Linked DNA regions of Homo sapiens: region 2 is linked to region 1. A link is a loop called in an ENCODE intact Hi-C map of the cell type or tissue named here. Cell type or tissue: A673. All regions are shown on one strand.

Region 1 (4,000 bases):
TGGAATTTATAGCAATATAGACTTATGAGCATGTAGTTTTCGTTAATGTAATTTCCTTGGCAGGTTTTGTTATAAATATTATAATACCTCCCTTCTAAAATATGTGGGAACATCTGTCATTATCTATTTTTTGGGAACTTTTAAGTTTGGAATTTTTTTTTCTTTAAAGGTATTAATATAAATGTAAAGGAATAATTTATCAGTGTTGATCTCATCTTGACACACAGCTCTTTAAAGAGAAGGAAAAAATACTGTTAAATTTTTATTATATTTATGCTATTCATAATGAATATATTTTTATTTTCATTAGGTTTAGGTCTTCTCTATTCAATTTATTTTCTGTTTGTTCCACTTATTCTTTTTTCTTTTATTTCTCATTCAAAATGTTTTATTAAGATTAACCACATTTTAATTGTTTTCTATTTCTGTGAAGATTGTCTTTGCTATTTTTATTGGAACTGCATTGAATCTGTAGATTGCTTTGGGTAGTAGGAGCATTTTAACAATACTAATCATCCCAATCCAGGAGACTAAACTGGGAGGATTGCTTGAGTCAGGGTGGTAGAGGCTGCGGTGAGCCAAGATTGAGCCACTGCACTCCACCCTGGGCATCAGAGTGAGACCCTCTTGCAAACAAAAAAATAGCGTTAAACAGGAAAAATTTTCTTTTAGACAGATTGTAGAGCGCAGTGTCTATAATTACTAATAGTATACTGGAAATTTCTAACTTTCTAACACATTAATTTCAAATGTCCTGTCCACCAAAAAAAAAGTATATGAGGTAATAGATAACTTGATTAATGTGATTTAATTATTCAACTTTGTATACATATATCATAACATCTACTTTTAACATACAAATATGTATAATTATAGCTTACAAGTTATAATAAAATTAATATATATTTTGGATATTAACTTCTTGTCAGATATATAATTTGGCATTTTTTTCTTATTTCATAAGTTCTGCCTTCACCCCGGTAATTATTTTCTTTGCTGTGTAAATGCTTTTCAGTTTGATGTAATTTCATTTGTCTATTTTTGCTTCCATTGGGAAATTTTTGGGGTCAAATCCAAAATATTAGTCTCCAGGCCAATGTCATACAGTTTTTCTCCTATATATTCTTCTAGTACTTTTATAGTTTCAGATCTTTAATCCATGTTGACATGATTTTTGTATATATTGTGAGATAGAGCCCATTTTTCTTCTTCCACATGTGTATAAAAACCAATGGGTCAAAGAAAAGATCAAGATGAAAATCAAAAACTATCTTTGAAAAAACAACATGAAAACATAACATGCCAAATTTTGGATGCAGGAAAAGCAGTTCTAAGAGGAAAATTTACAAAAAAAAAAAAAGTCTAAGTAAAGAAAGAAAAGTTTTAAATAAACAAGCTAATGTTAGCCCTCAAGGAACTAATACAAAGTGCAATTAGCAGGGAGAAGGAAATAATAACGTTCAGAAAAGGAAAGAATGATATAGATACTAGAAAATCAGTAAATCAATGAAACTAGGAGTTATCTTTGTGAAAAACAAACAAAATTGATAAACCTTTAGCTAGACTAACAAGACAAAAAAAGAGAAGAGATAAATACAATCAGAAATGAAAAGAAGATATTTCAGCTGAAACCACAGAGCTACAAAGGATCATAAGAGATTGCAATGGACAATTATACACTAACAAATTAGATTACCTAAAATAAATGGATAAATTCCTAGACATACACAACCTAACAAGATTGAATCATGAAGAAGTAAAAAATTGAATAAACCTATAACTAGCAAATAGATTGAATTGGTAATTTAAGATATTTCAAGAGATAAAAGCCCAGAACCAGATGACTTCACTGGTGAATACTTCCAAAAATTTTTAAAAGAATTAACGCCAATCCTTCCCAAACCCTTTCAAAAAATTGAAGAGGAGGGAATATTTCTAAGCTCATTATACAAGTATAGCATTATCCAGATACTATAACCAGACAAGGCACTACAACCTTAACAAACACAGATGCAAAAATCCTCAACAGAAGGTCACTCACTATGACCAAGTGTGATTTATTCCTGGGATCCAAGGATAGTTCAAGATATGCAAATCAATAGCTGTGATGTAGCACATTAACACCATGTAGGGTAAAAATCATTTAATCATCTCAACAGAAGCAGAAAATAATATTTGACAAAATTCAGCATTTTTATGATAAAAACTTTCAAAAATTAGGCATAGAAAGAATGTATCTCAATATAATAAAAGCCACATATGACAAATCCACAGTTAATGGTGAAAAATTGAAAGCTGTTCCTCTGATATCAAGAACAAGAAAAGAAGGCCCATTCTTACCTCTTTTGTGCCACGTAGTACTAGATACCATTGCCCGAACAATTAGGCAGGAGAAAGATATAAACGGCATTCAAATAGAAAAGGAAGTAGTGAAACTGTCATTTACTGACAAGGCAATATATATGGAATGCCATTAAAATGCCACCAATAAAACTGTTAGATCTAATAAACAAATGGTAAATTTGCAGGATACAAAATCTGCACACAAAAATCAGTAGCATTTGTATACACTAACAATGAACTGTCCAAAAATTAGTGAAAAAAATTTCATTAAAAATGGCTACAAAGATACTTAGAAATAAGTAATATTACAAAGACCATAATAAAGACCTTAATTATATATATGGTGTTTTAATTTAATTAATCATTATAATTCAGATCTTTAATCCATTTTGACATGATTTTTGTATATATTGTGAGATAGAATCCATTGTTCTTCTTCCACATGTGTATAAAAACCAATGAGTCAAAGAAAAAATCAGGATGAAAATCAAAAACTATCTTTAAAAGAACCAAAATGAAAACATAACAAGCCAAATTTTGGACGCAGCAAAAGCAGTTCTGAGAAGGAAATTTACAACAAAAAAGTCTATGTAAATATATTAAATAAATATATTAAATATATAATCTATTATAGTCTAATATATAGTCTATTAAATATATAATCTTAAAAATTTAGTAGAAACATAGAATAAAATATTTGTTGTATAGTAAGTCTTGTATTACCATTATAATATCTCGACTTAAGTCTTAGGTAGAATGTTTGCATACATTTCACAGGTGACATTAAAACATATCAACTGTGACTGTAAAATTTGTTTTAAAACCAATCTTAAAAATATTTTTTCCATTTTAATCACCCCATGTCAAAATGTTTTTTATTTTACATTTCCTAATTTTCCCTTGTTCTAATGTTCTAAACTCCCATCCTTTGATTTTTAATTTTTTAACCTAAATTAGAATAATGTAATTTGTCTTTAGCAAAACATCTATGCAAGATAATAGTAATAAATACTAATAAATTCCTTCGACATCTTGCTAAGATCTCCTGCACATAAATGGAGTGTCCTAAGCAGTTAACTGTAAGCAAGATTAATTTATACAAGAAACACATATAAAATATTATCTAGAAGTTAACTAATCTACAATGTCAAATTTGCTATGCATGGTAATTAGCGCTATGAGAGAAATTCACATGCAGACGAACAAAGACTTATCAGGAGGATTAGTAGCTACTCTATAAATGTGTAATTGTGTCCTTTAACATATCTTTTAAATTATTATACAATTACTTTAACTTTAAAATGTGATTCAGAAGTCTGAATTTTTTTAATATTACAGTTATGTACTCAAATCGAAACAAAATTCAGTTACTTTATTGAAAGTTAATAGACAATGATGAACTAAACACTTGCATTTTATGATCGCTGTGGTGTAAATGAAGCTTTACAAATATTTATCAGGCTTTGAGTTTAACAAGTAAAAATGTTTAAATTATTAAAAGAATAGTTGAAGGCTGTGGCACAGTCTTGAATCTTAAATTCTTTAAATATAGCGTTACCATGACTAAAGATCTTCATAATTAATGAGACAAAAAAGAGACACTTTTATTTAACTAGAATTATCACTATTCATATCATTTTGAAATTATGTTATTTTA
Region 2 (4,000 bases), 740 kb before region 1:
TTGCTTGTTCCTAGTATATTTTCTGCTGCTGGGGAAAAGGCACACAGCTCTCATCTCTTCCATTATATATTTGAGATAGTTCACTCCAATCTCAACTTAAGGCTTCTTAAATAAATGGTACATTTAATGGCAAATACAGAAGTCAATATATATTTGTGTGCCATTTGATTCTAGTTACAAATCATGTGTTGAGCTTTCTGTTTAGAAATGGCGTCCTTTTGATGCATACAGAAACTAAACTTTTTTTTTTTTTTTTTTTTTGAGATGGAATCTCACTCTGTCTCCCAGGCTGGAGTGCAGTGGTGTGATCTCGACTTACTGCGACTCCCAGGTTCAAGCTATTCTCCTGCCTCAGCCTCTGGAGTAGCTGGAACTACAGGTGCTTGCCCCCACACCCAGCTAATTTTTGTATTTTTAGCAGAGATGAGGGTTCATCACGTTGGCCAGGCTGGTCTCAAATTCCTGACTTCAGGTGATCCACCCACTTCAGCCTCTCAAAGTGCTGGGATTACAAGCATGAGCCACTGCACCTGGCCAACTTTGTTTTCCAATATGAAGATGGCAAAAGTCCCCAGAAGTTTTCAGAAAGACTACATCTGCATGCTCAGAGAAAATCCATAACCTGTGGTCCTGTCACTAAATGTTTTGTTGCTGCTGTTGTTTCATGTCTACATCTAGTCTATAATTTTCCTGTATCTCTTTTAGTCTTTCATGTGGATGCTATCTCCCCACAAGTTCCAGGCATTAATCATAGCTGTTAAAAAATTGCCATTTGAATGAAGATGTGGCTCAGTCCTTGTATTGGTTTGCTAGGACTGCCTGAAGAAGGTACCACATACTAGGTGGTTCAAACAAAATAAATTTATTGTCTCACAGTTCTGGAGGCTGGAAGTTCAAGATCAAGGTATTGGCAGAGCCCATGAAGGATCTTGTCCCAGCTCTCTGGTTTGTAGATGTCTATCTTCTCATCTTTCTGTGACTTCACATCATCTTCCCTGTGTCTGTATTTGTGTCCACATTTTCCTCTTCCTGTTAGAACACAACTTGTATTGGATTACAGCCCATACCAAAGACCTCATTTTAACTAAATTGTCTCTACAAAGAGTCTATCTCCAAATAAAGACATATTCTAGAGTACTGGCACTCAGTACCATATGAATGTCAACATATGGATTTGAGGGGGAAACACAATTCTGTCCTTAAAAGTCATTTTACAAATACCTCACAAAAATCTAAGCTGAGAGGTGGCTTTTCCATGGTTCTATTCCCCATTTATTTTTAGGGCACTTAAAAACAACTTAGGATACACAAAACAATATAATATCAGAAATTGCCGGTTATTAAGAATAAGGTACTAGCATGTACTTTCTGTAGTTTCCTTTGAAATTATACATTAGTGAAATAATGCAAGTTTTTTTCCCTAAAACTTATCTTTTTTTCTAAAGGTAAAAATTTGCTTTCTCATTATTCTTATATACATTCTCATTTGGTTTTACAAAAGCAAACTAAAATGATGAATAGTATATTTTTGGCTACGAACCTTCTCAAAAGATTTGAGCTATTGTAAATTACCTCATATCTGGGTTGCCTCAGTGAACTGTGACACTTTGTGGTACTTTTCCTTTTTCTTCCTCCTCCTGTTTCTTCCACCAGAGTAAATGTTTTCTAGTTTTCTCATATTTTCTTCATCAAAATAGACTCTTAGGAAGGACAGATGAATTCCTTTACATTGAAATGTAAAGTCAGGACTTGATAATGCCATTTCCCATGAATATTTTGACTTTAATTCAAAATCATTTCAGTAAAGGAATAAAATGTTCATTTCCACCCATGGAATTATAAACATGAAAGACTTTGTGACACCTCTCTCCTCAGAATGTGGAACCCTCCCGTGGCCTGTGAAAGTTAAACCAATTAATACAAATAAGCCCTTAAAATATTGTCTGGAACACAGAAAACTTTTCATAGGTCTTAGCTATTGCTATTGTAGCCAAACATTTTGAATAATATACACAAAATGAGTTTATTTAGTAATGAAGGATCTGTAAAAATCTTTTCTAGATAATTGAAGAGGCATTTTTTCAGAGCAATCCATTCCACATTTTTATTTATCTTATCTCTTTTAATTTTTTTCTCTCACTTTTAACTTATTCTTCACAGAATATTCTTTTCATTTTTTTCCCTGAAATAAAGCTGTAACTTACATCTGGTCCAGTATGACCATATTTACTTTTATTTGCACAGTCAGTTTCTTAGGCTTCTGGTTTGTGATTTTTGTACTTTAGGGACAGACACAGGTGGAAATTGCAAATTAATGTCTCTGTGAAAGTAATCATTTGCAAAGTATCTTGGGCACTTGAAAGGCATTTATCATGTAAAGTGTCTTTGTTTATTAATTGCTAATTATGATTAAGTGATGCTGCCAAATAGCTAGAAACAGCAGAGACCCTTTCTCTTCACAGTCTCAGTTCTTCTCAGAGCCTTCTTGCTACTTTGCTGAAAATAAAATTCATAGCTTATTTATTGAAACTATTAGAATAACTCTACTGGATTTTGGAATGAACAAACTAGCAAAAGAACATATGGCTGCAGAATGCAAAGCATCCTTCTGTCCAAAGAACTGACTGTGGGAAAGAGTATACATTTACTACTATATTATGCTTGCATTTTTCAGTTTCTCTTTTTATCATCATAATTACCATTGCCTGGGTGGTTACAATTGCCCATTTCTTACTCTCTGTCTTGTCTTGACCAGAGTTTAATCAAGCTTCTCTCCTCACCAACTTGATCAAGCACTAAAATTGAGAACATATCTCCTGACTTGCTTCTCCTGAGCATCGACTGACCATGGATGAGACACATTCCCTATCAGATTCCAACAGCTATGGCTCCTTGTATGCCCAACTTCCCCTTAAAAAATCTTGCAAAGGGCCAGGCATGGTGGCTTATGTCTGCAATCCCAGCACTTTGGGAGGCCGAGGCGGGTGGATCACAAGGTCAGGAGCTGGAGATCAGCCTGGCCAACATGGTGAAACCCCGTCTCTACTAAAAATACAGAAATTAGCTGGGTATGTGGCATGTGCCTGTAATCCCAGCTACTCGGGAGGCTGAGGCACGAGAGTCGCTTGAACCCAGGAGGCGGAGGTTGCAGTGAGCCAAGATCACGTCACTGCACTCCAGCCCAGGTGACAGAGCGAGACTCCGTCTCAAAACAAAAAACAAACAAACAAAAATCCTGCAAGGGTCTTTTTCCCTTTCCTTATAAATCAAAAACCTTTCCTATTTGAATGAGACACTTGCAGATTTCTGAGATAGAAGGGTTCTCTCTATTGCAATAATATTTTTGAATAAAGTCTTTCATCATCTAAGTCTAGATTTTGATGGACTTTCCCTCTGTTTCTTGGTGTGCTGTCATCCTATCATTCCCTTGGTTTTAAATATTGTCTAGTCAGTAATGATGGTAGTAATGAAGATGATGATGGTGATAATGATAAGGGATACGATGATGGCAATGATGGTGATGATAGTGATGATGGTGATTATTAATAAGACTGATCTTAGTAAGGGCAAATACTAATAAAAAATTAGATGCTAAATTTTTCCTTTAAAGACAAGAGACTTCTTCACCCCGTATTTTAGAACATTTACTTTAGAAAACTTGTAACTGTAACTTCTTTCCCTGCCATTTTGAAATGTATAGAATTTTTTTAGAGCTAAATAAGCCTCTTTACAGCCGCTTTCCTTTTTATGACTCTGAATTGTCCTTCTTAGTCCCTAGAGCCACCTCTTTGAAATGTAACCATTCAGGCAGACAGTGCCTCTATCTCTCATTTTCTGTAGAAAGGTAGGAGCCTAACTTCAGCAGACACCTCTCTCAAAATGATTTCTGGTCATAAAGATTTAAGAAATGTATTTTTCTTTGTATAAAGTCAATTGGCAAACACAGATCCTCACCCTAATTACCAAATGCATTTAGGTTGAGCTATGTGCAACAAATTGT

What was found. Hi-C counts contacts between places; a loop is a spot of excess contacts. Peaks named below come from ENCODE experiments on the same cell type or tissue, not always from the same donor. Only the 100,000 strongest peaks of a DNase experiment are listed, where the experiment ranks them.
Region 2: it touches region 1 in a loop (2.3-fold over the local background); 1 of 110 quality-filtered maps calls a loop at or near these places.

Annotation. Positions count from the first base shown.
Region 1 is chr18:67,877,885-67,881,884 of GRCh38, reverse strand. The region is part of intron 4 of DSEL-AS1 (DSEL antisense RNA 1); the gene reads right to left. Among named protein-coding and RNA genes, the nearest start is that of LINC01903, 65 kb to the right of the region's middle. In A673, no CTCF peak of the experiment used is centred here; a DNase peak (open chromatin) is centred at 2,394; H3K4me3 peaks cover 821 bases; H3K27ac peaks cover 2,774 bases.
Region 2 is chr18:68,613,037-68,617,036 of GRCh38, reverse strand. No RefSeq gene overlaps it. Among named protein-coding and RNA genes, the nearest start is that of TMX3, 100 kb to the left of the region's middle. In A673, no CTCF peak of the experiment used is centred here; no DNase peak of the experiment used is centred here.